Regions from separate parts of the Mus musculus genome. Here region 2 is linked to region 1. Evidence: chromatin contacts called from ENCODE Hi-C data. All regions are on one chromosome and are shown on one strand. The core of a region is the stretch at or near the end of the contact, and the rest is flanking DNA. Distances in the headings are between cores, read along the strand shown.

Region 1 (3,237 bases), core at 39-2,538:
CCCCAGTAAAAAGTAAGCCCAGATTCAAGTCCAGGCTTCTGGAGCAGCACTGGACACCTCTGCTGAGAGCCTGCCAGCTTGTTTGTTCCTTCCTTCCTTCCTTCCTTCCTTCCTTCTTCCTTTCCCTTCTCCCCCTCTTTTTTTTGGGGGGGGGTGGTGTTGGAGATTAATTACCACCTAGCCTCAGTCAGACTTGAACTCACAGTAGTACAGGATGACCTTGAATCCAATTCTTCTGCCTCTACCTCCCAAATACTGGGGCTATAGGGATGCTGGGGATCGAACCCAGGACTCTGTGCATGTGAAACAAACATTCTACCAACTGAACTATACTCCTAGCCCTGAATGGGGGCATTTTCAGCCCCTTTAATAGAAATGCAAATGACTTCAGTTTCTTTGAAAAGCAATTTTGCAGTACCAAGAAAACTTTAAATACCCCAGACATCCTCACTTCTGTGGAACTGCTACACAAGAACAAGCACAGTGTATCCCAGTAATGAAGCATGACTTAAAACAAAAGCAGCCAAAAGATATATATGTGTGTGTGTGTGTGTGTGTGTGTGTGTGTGTGTGTATGTATGTGTGTGTGTGTGTGTGTATGTGTGTGTGTGTATGTGTGTGTGTGTGTGTGTGTGTGTGTGTGTATGTGTGTGTGTGTGTATGTGTGTGTGTGTGTATATATATATATATATATGTATGTATATATATTTATAAAAAATAAGCAGAGCATGTCGTGTCAGCCATCCTCCTCGTGCAGCCTTTACAGGAACCAGCATAAAGTGACCCCACGGCTCCCATACACCTCCCGTCTGTTCTATGTCGAACAGAGACGCCTTCAGAGGCACCAAATCCTATCCTAGGACACCAAAAATGCCCCGTGACTAAAATCAAAATTTAAGTGTATGTCCCTATTATGAGAGAAGCCCAGAGCTTGACTCCAGTTCTGAAAGACAGGGCAGTTCCACCCCAGCGCTCAAGTAGCCAAGGTTGCAAACCACTGCTGCAGACAGCTGTACAACTGTTTCTAACCCAACCCCAGACACCCTCTCCAGGCCACTCCAGTGAAGAACTTGAGTCCAACGGGGTTCTACCTTCCCAAGGAGGGTCTGGGGAGGATGCTCTGCTGCTGAGCACCAGTCAAAGCATCGGCGCACCTGTAGCTCAGCCCTCTGCTCACAATGAATGCCCTTGCTTTGCATCACTTCCTCATTGTTCCGCCATGAGGCTTCCTGCTAAACCCAAAGACAGCCCGGCTTCTGGGCTGGTCCTCACGGTGTCTGCCTGTCACTGACACCCCATTGGCCCACTGCTGCCTCTGCTTCCTCCTGAAAGTCTTCTAAGTCCAGCTTACTCAGCTAAAAGCTCTTTCTAGCCACTGAGCAGTGAATTCTCCAGGACCTAGACCTCCCTTCCCTCACCCTATGTGTTCATTCAGAGCCATGAGCTGAGCCCAGGACTTCATAGCTACCATTTAATGCCCCTCCACAAGCTGACAGTCTCAGTGAAGCCATGCTACACAATGCTATTACAGCAGCATCCCCAGCCGCCAGGGAAGCAGCGCTTAAAACTTGAGGGGCAGGAGACGGCAGGATTTTTTCCCCCTTAGACAGGGTTTGGCTGGCCTGGAACTCTCAATGCAGACCAAACTGGCCTCAGCAGCACAAAGCCACCTACCTGTGCTGGTTTCAAGATGTGCAATACCACATCTGGCTGCCGACACCACCTCCATCATCACCACCACCCTTACCACCTCTATTATCACCACCATCATCAATCATTATCACCAACATCAATTATCCTAGTCTCATGTATCTATAATAGCCAAGGGAGAGAGAGGTACCATCCGCAGTGCCAGCAAGGACTTGAAATCCTTGGCTGCAGAAAACCCACTAGTCACAACATGGTCTGCTGCCATGGGACTTGATACCAACCTCCAACTCTGCTCTTCCTGAGAGGAACAGAAACCAAGATGTGCCACCTCCCAAATATCCCAGCTGCTATCTACCCTACAGATGCACCCAATGAAGAAGTCCAGGGCCCACCTCCAGCACAGCAGCACTTTCTTCTGCCACCTAACCTGAAGGCTTGCTATGCTACACTTGATGCCTCTTGGGAGACAGGGATGTCACCGCTGACCACCCTTCACCCCTGCATGGTACCACAGACCTACCCCAGCTCTGCCCACTGCTCTCCTGGGGCCACAGACCTAACCAGCCTGCTGCAAACTCAGGTAAAGCGGCATCAACTTTAACTCTGCCTCAGTGACCACATTCTCCTGTACCCGCAGACCAACCATGCCCACCTCTCAGCTCCCGTCTACACATCTGTTAAGAGAAGGATTTTAACTAGTGTAACCTCCAGGCTCTGAGAATGAGGGTGACTGGCACCAGTGGGTACGGTTACAAACCAAAAGCCATTGTCAGGACAGCTGAGAGGACAGGACCTCGGGTATAAGGAAAAGATGCCCATGTCCAGGGAATACATTCCAGAAGTGTGTACCACATTGCAGAGGGGGGGGGAGGAGAACTTAGACTTGAAAGCCGCTACACTAGGATCCGGTGAGGCCCGCTGCCTGCCAGCCCAATGCCGCCTGCTCTCAGGGTTAGCACATGGGATTAGAACTCACAGCTCTGCTGCTAAAGCTTAGGGCAGCGAAGGCTTCTCCTCTGAGCCTTGGTTTCCTTATCTGACAAACCACAGAGACCATGGGTGAGCATCAGATAACAGAGTGTCTGTGGATCAGTTGATACACCTTCAGAAGCACACAGTCAAGGGGCCAGGGCAATCAGGCGGTGATGTCATGGTCCCTGCTCCCTGGCTTCCATCTCCCAGGTTCCTGAGTGTCATCTCCGTGGCAGGAGAAACCCAACAGCATAGTGTCTCCTCCTTCCCCATAAGCTGGGCCTGCACTCACACCGAATCTGGAGCTAGTCACACACAGACTGACCAGTGAGTCCTGTCCCCACACCTGACTTCTGAGCAAAAAGAAAAAAAAAAAAAAAAAATCAATACACCATGCGAGGTGCACCGTAAGAAAGCAGGCAGAAACCATTTCCTGGGTTTCACAGAAGAGAAAATGCCAACAAGCTACATCTTCTTGCTGAGTTTGGCCTTTCGAGTTTTGGATATTAACACTGGCCACGTCTTGAGGAGGGATAAAGACCTCTGACCACAGCGGGCTGACTTTAGCTCTGAAAGGAGAGAGATCACCATAATGTCAACAAACCCTCAAGAGCC
Region 2 (3,522 bases), core at 988-3,487, 210 kb before region 1:
CATTGTAGGGGGTTATAACCTGGTCTTCAAGAAACAAAAATGCTTTTTTTAACCTCAGGAGCTGAGAGCCCGGGTGTTAGAAAGGTCTGGTCTCTTATTTCCTATCTGGCCCATGTGATCTCTGGGCATTTTCCCCTAGCCAGTGTGGCAACATTGTAACCAGTCCCCGAGCAGAGCCAAGTAGAAGCCATTGGTGTACTTGAGGGAGCAGAACTGTCACCTATGGAAACCTCTTTTGTTTATAAAAGCACACACCCTCTGGCGTGCTGTTATCGCAATATAAAACCAACTAAGGTCACTCCACATTAAAGAGGGATGGAAGGGAAATGTCCTGGCTGGTTTTCTACAGCTGTGAGGAACATCATGACCAAAAGCAAGCTGGGCGGGGAAGGGTTAATTTCAGTATACAAATTACAGTCCATGGTGAAGGCAAGTCAGAGTAGAACCGAACTAGAAAACTGTCTGGAAATACTTGCATGACATTGGTCCTTACAGAAGACGAAACTGTTAGGCCCGGAATGAGGAATGTAGGCGTGGTGTTTAATCTAAAGAGCAGGAGAGCTGCCAGGTGCGGAAGCTGGCCCAAGCCTTTAGCCCCAGGACTTGGGAGGCAGCCACAGGTGGAGCTCTGTGATTTGAAGGCCAACCTGGTCTACATATTGAGTGCTAGGTCAGCCAGAGCTACGTAATAGAAAAAAACTTGTCTCGAAAAGAAAAAAAGAAAAAGAGAGAGAACAGATATCCCTCGTATGGAATAAGATTATAAATTAGATTATTCTACACTGGGGCTGAAGAGATGGCTCAGGGGACCACAATCTGGATCCCAAGGCCCACACAGGCAGCTCACAAACACCTGTAATACCAGCTCCCACATCCAAAGGATCCAAAGCTAGTTTCTAGCCTCTCTGGGTACCCAGACACAAGACAGATGCAGACAGACAGGCCCGTGTGCGTGCACACACGCGCGCGCGCACACACACAAATACACCCTAGAGACAATTTTGGTTTCTTCCATTGAAAGAAGCAAAAGTTTAAAAGTGTGGAGTATGGGCTGGCGAGATGGCTCAGCGGGTAAGAGCACTGACTGCTCTTCCAGAGGTCCTAAGTTCAAATCCCAGCAACCACCTGTAATGAGATCTGATGCCCTCTTCTGGTGTGTCTTAAATCAGTTACAGTGTACTTACATATAATAATAAATAAATCTTAAAAAAAAAAAGTGTGGAGTATGAGAAATGAGGGGACTCCCCTGGGGCACGTCCAGCCACGTACGTAATCATCAGCACAGTGGCACCTCAGTCCAGCTCAGGCAGGACATGTAAAAGAACAAACAGGATTACCCTAAGAATACCAGTCTCTGTCCATAATACAACCAAAGACGGCTACCACAGCAGACACGGGTGTGCATCGCTGGCTGGCAGCTGCTTACCTGGAAGAAGAGATTTAGCCTGGAGGCCCGACTGGCAATGGGCTCGGAGGCACTGGCCTCCGGCGGGTTCCGCACACCATACTTGAACTTCAACATCTCTCCGCCAACGCCGAAGGAACACTGGGGAAAGTCAAGCGGGTACTGACATTGAAGGCAGGAAGGGCTTGGCAGAGTCGTGTCTCCCTAAAGAGATCAGGATGAGGAGGTGGCGACCAGCCTCCACGGCACATGGGGCACAGACACAGGAAGGCCAAAGGTACTCATACACATAAGGGATGGAAATAAATCATTTCCAAAAGAACTACCAGCCATTGGTGGACTAGCAGACTGCAGCCTAATAAATCTCCACTTTTCCATTCTACCAGCTCTTTTCCCCTAGAAAACCCTGACGAACACAAATATCTGATGTCGCGTAGCTACATAGACCTAACCTGTGAACCAAGCCCAAAGGGTTTGATCAGTGAGCCTTGAGGATTATCCCAGGGAAAGGAAGGTTCACTGCCCCTGGAGGGTACAGAGATCAATGATCCTGAGGAAGATCGGTTGCCTGACTGACCAGATAGGCTAGAGAGGGAGAAAGACACAAGAAGGAGGCGCTGGGTTAGGCACGGAATAGAATACAGAGCCCACTTTCCCACCCAAGGCCTCAGTCCAGCTCATAGAATGAAGACACAGGAACAGAGAGATTAAGTGAGGGAGATAAGATCACACAGAAAATGGGAAGCGCCATGGGCAAGAATGCAGGTAAAGCTTGCAGGGGACAGAGACTGGTCTACAGGGGAATGGGTCCTCTTTAAGGGGCCCTGAGGTCCTCCGGCAGCACACCCAGAGACACTAACAACAACTCCTGCCCCAGACCCCAGGCTTCCCCCAGGACACCCCAAGGACGAACCAGAGACACTGGGTTGAACCCATTGTCCCGCCCCCAGGGCTGCACCCACAGACCCCGGGCTACCCCCAGCACACCCATGCTGCAGCCGCAGCAGACCCTCAGGAGCCCCCTCCCCCCGCTATCCTGAGGCCTTGGGTGGGAAAGTGGGCTCTGTATGAACGGGGTCGACCAGGGAGACCTGGGAAAGGGGACTGCCCCCCGCCCAGAGCCTCTCCAATCCCCCAACAGACACACACACAAACTGGACTCACACTCCGCAGACCCCCGGCTTACATTCGCCCCGCTCCGCTCCGCCCTGAGTCTCCCGCCCCAACGTTTGAAGGAAACGACGTGGGCAGGTCTCGGCCGTGCCTCAACCAATCAGCGCTCGCCATCTACTGATGGACAGCGGGGGTCTCCACCAGGACCCGCCCAGATCTCGGAGGGCTAGAGGAAGTGAAATGGAAAAGCCAATCACATTGTCTCTTCCTTTGACTAGCGACCAATAGAAAGAGGGCAAAGGAATCCAGGCGGGGTTGGGCTGGGAAGTTTGAAATTGGCGGTTGGCAGGATGCTGTGTTTGGAGATGGGGTCCCCTGCGGAGTCTGCGGCGCTGTCCATTTCTGTCCGAGCTCCTGCGGGGAGCTCTGCCCGAACTGCCTGCCTCAGATAAGGATGCTAGGAAACAAACTCCAGCCCTCTGCAGGAATGCACTCAATTGAGCCATCGCCCACGCCTAACGTAGGCGCCGGGGTTACGTGGGGGGGAATCAGGAAGCTGTGCGGTACAGCTGAGGCAGAGGAGTAATCGGAACCCACTCCAGCCTGCCTGCCTTGTACCTTTGGGTTGAGCCGCAGCAAGATCGTGAGGTCTCACCACAAAGATATGTTCAAGTAAATTTAAGCCAGGATCACTAGACCGCCCCCTTCTCTCAATGAGAAAACCCAGTGGCCATCAGTGTGTGGAAAGTGCCCAGCCTCGTTAGCAATGTGGGGGAAGGTGTTTGTGAAGAGGCGGCGCTGTTTACATTCACACAAGGGTAGGGTGTAAACTGACCTGTGAAGGGGCAATCTCGAAAAAGGAGTGTAGTATTTGCTAACACTGAGTGAGGCTCTCTGCACTCTATGACTACTAGGAATAGCTTTTCTAAATTATGTAACCGTGAAACGCATTCTAGAGAGCGAGCTCGAAATAGTGTTGTCTAACGCAATGGCAAAAGCTGGGG

Evidence for each region. Hi-C counts contacts between places; a loop is a spot of excess contacts on that map.
Region 2: a loop to region 1 is called in a map of T-helper 17 cell, with 2.9 times the contacts of the local background. The contact joins the promoter of Cit here to the enhancer-like site in region 1. A Hi-C loop is called at or near these places in 1 of 37 maps with a recorded cell type or tissue (T-helper 17 cell).

Annotation. Positions count from the first base shown.
Region 1 is chr5:115,633,727-115,636,963 of GRCm38, reverse strand. All of the region lies in intron 1 of Rab35 (RAB35, member RAS oncogene family), which reads right to left. Among named protein-coding and RNA genes, the nearest start is that of Rab35, 3.4 kb to the right of the region's middle. Within about 2 kb of position 1,288, at least 1 of the 3 ENCODE cell types and tissues checked has a DNase peak (open chromatin) inside an H3K27ac peak, as active enhancers do.
Region 2 is chr5:115,844,371-115,847,892 of GRCm38, reverse strand. Cit (citron) reads right to left here and starts at 2,237. Exons shown (of 47, transcript NM_007708.3): 1 at 1,427-2,237. The coding sequence starts at 1,522.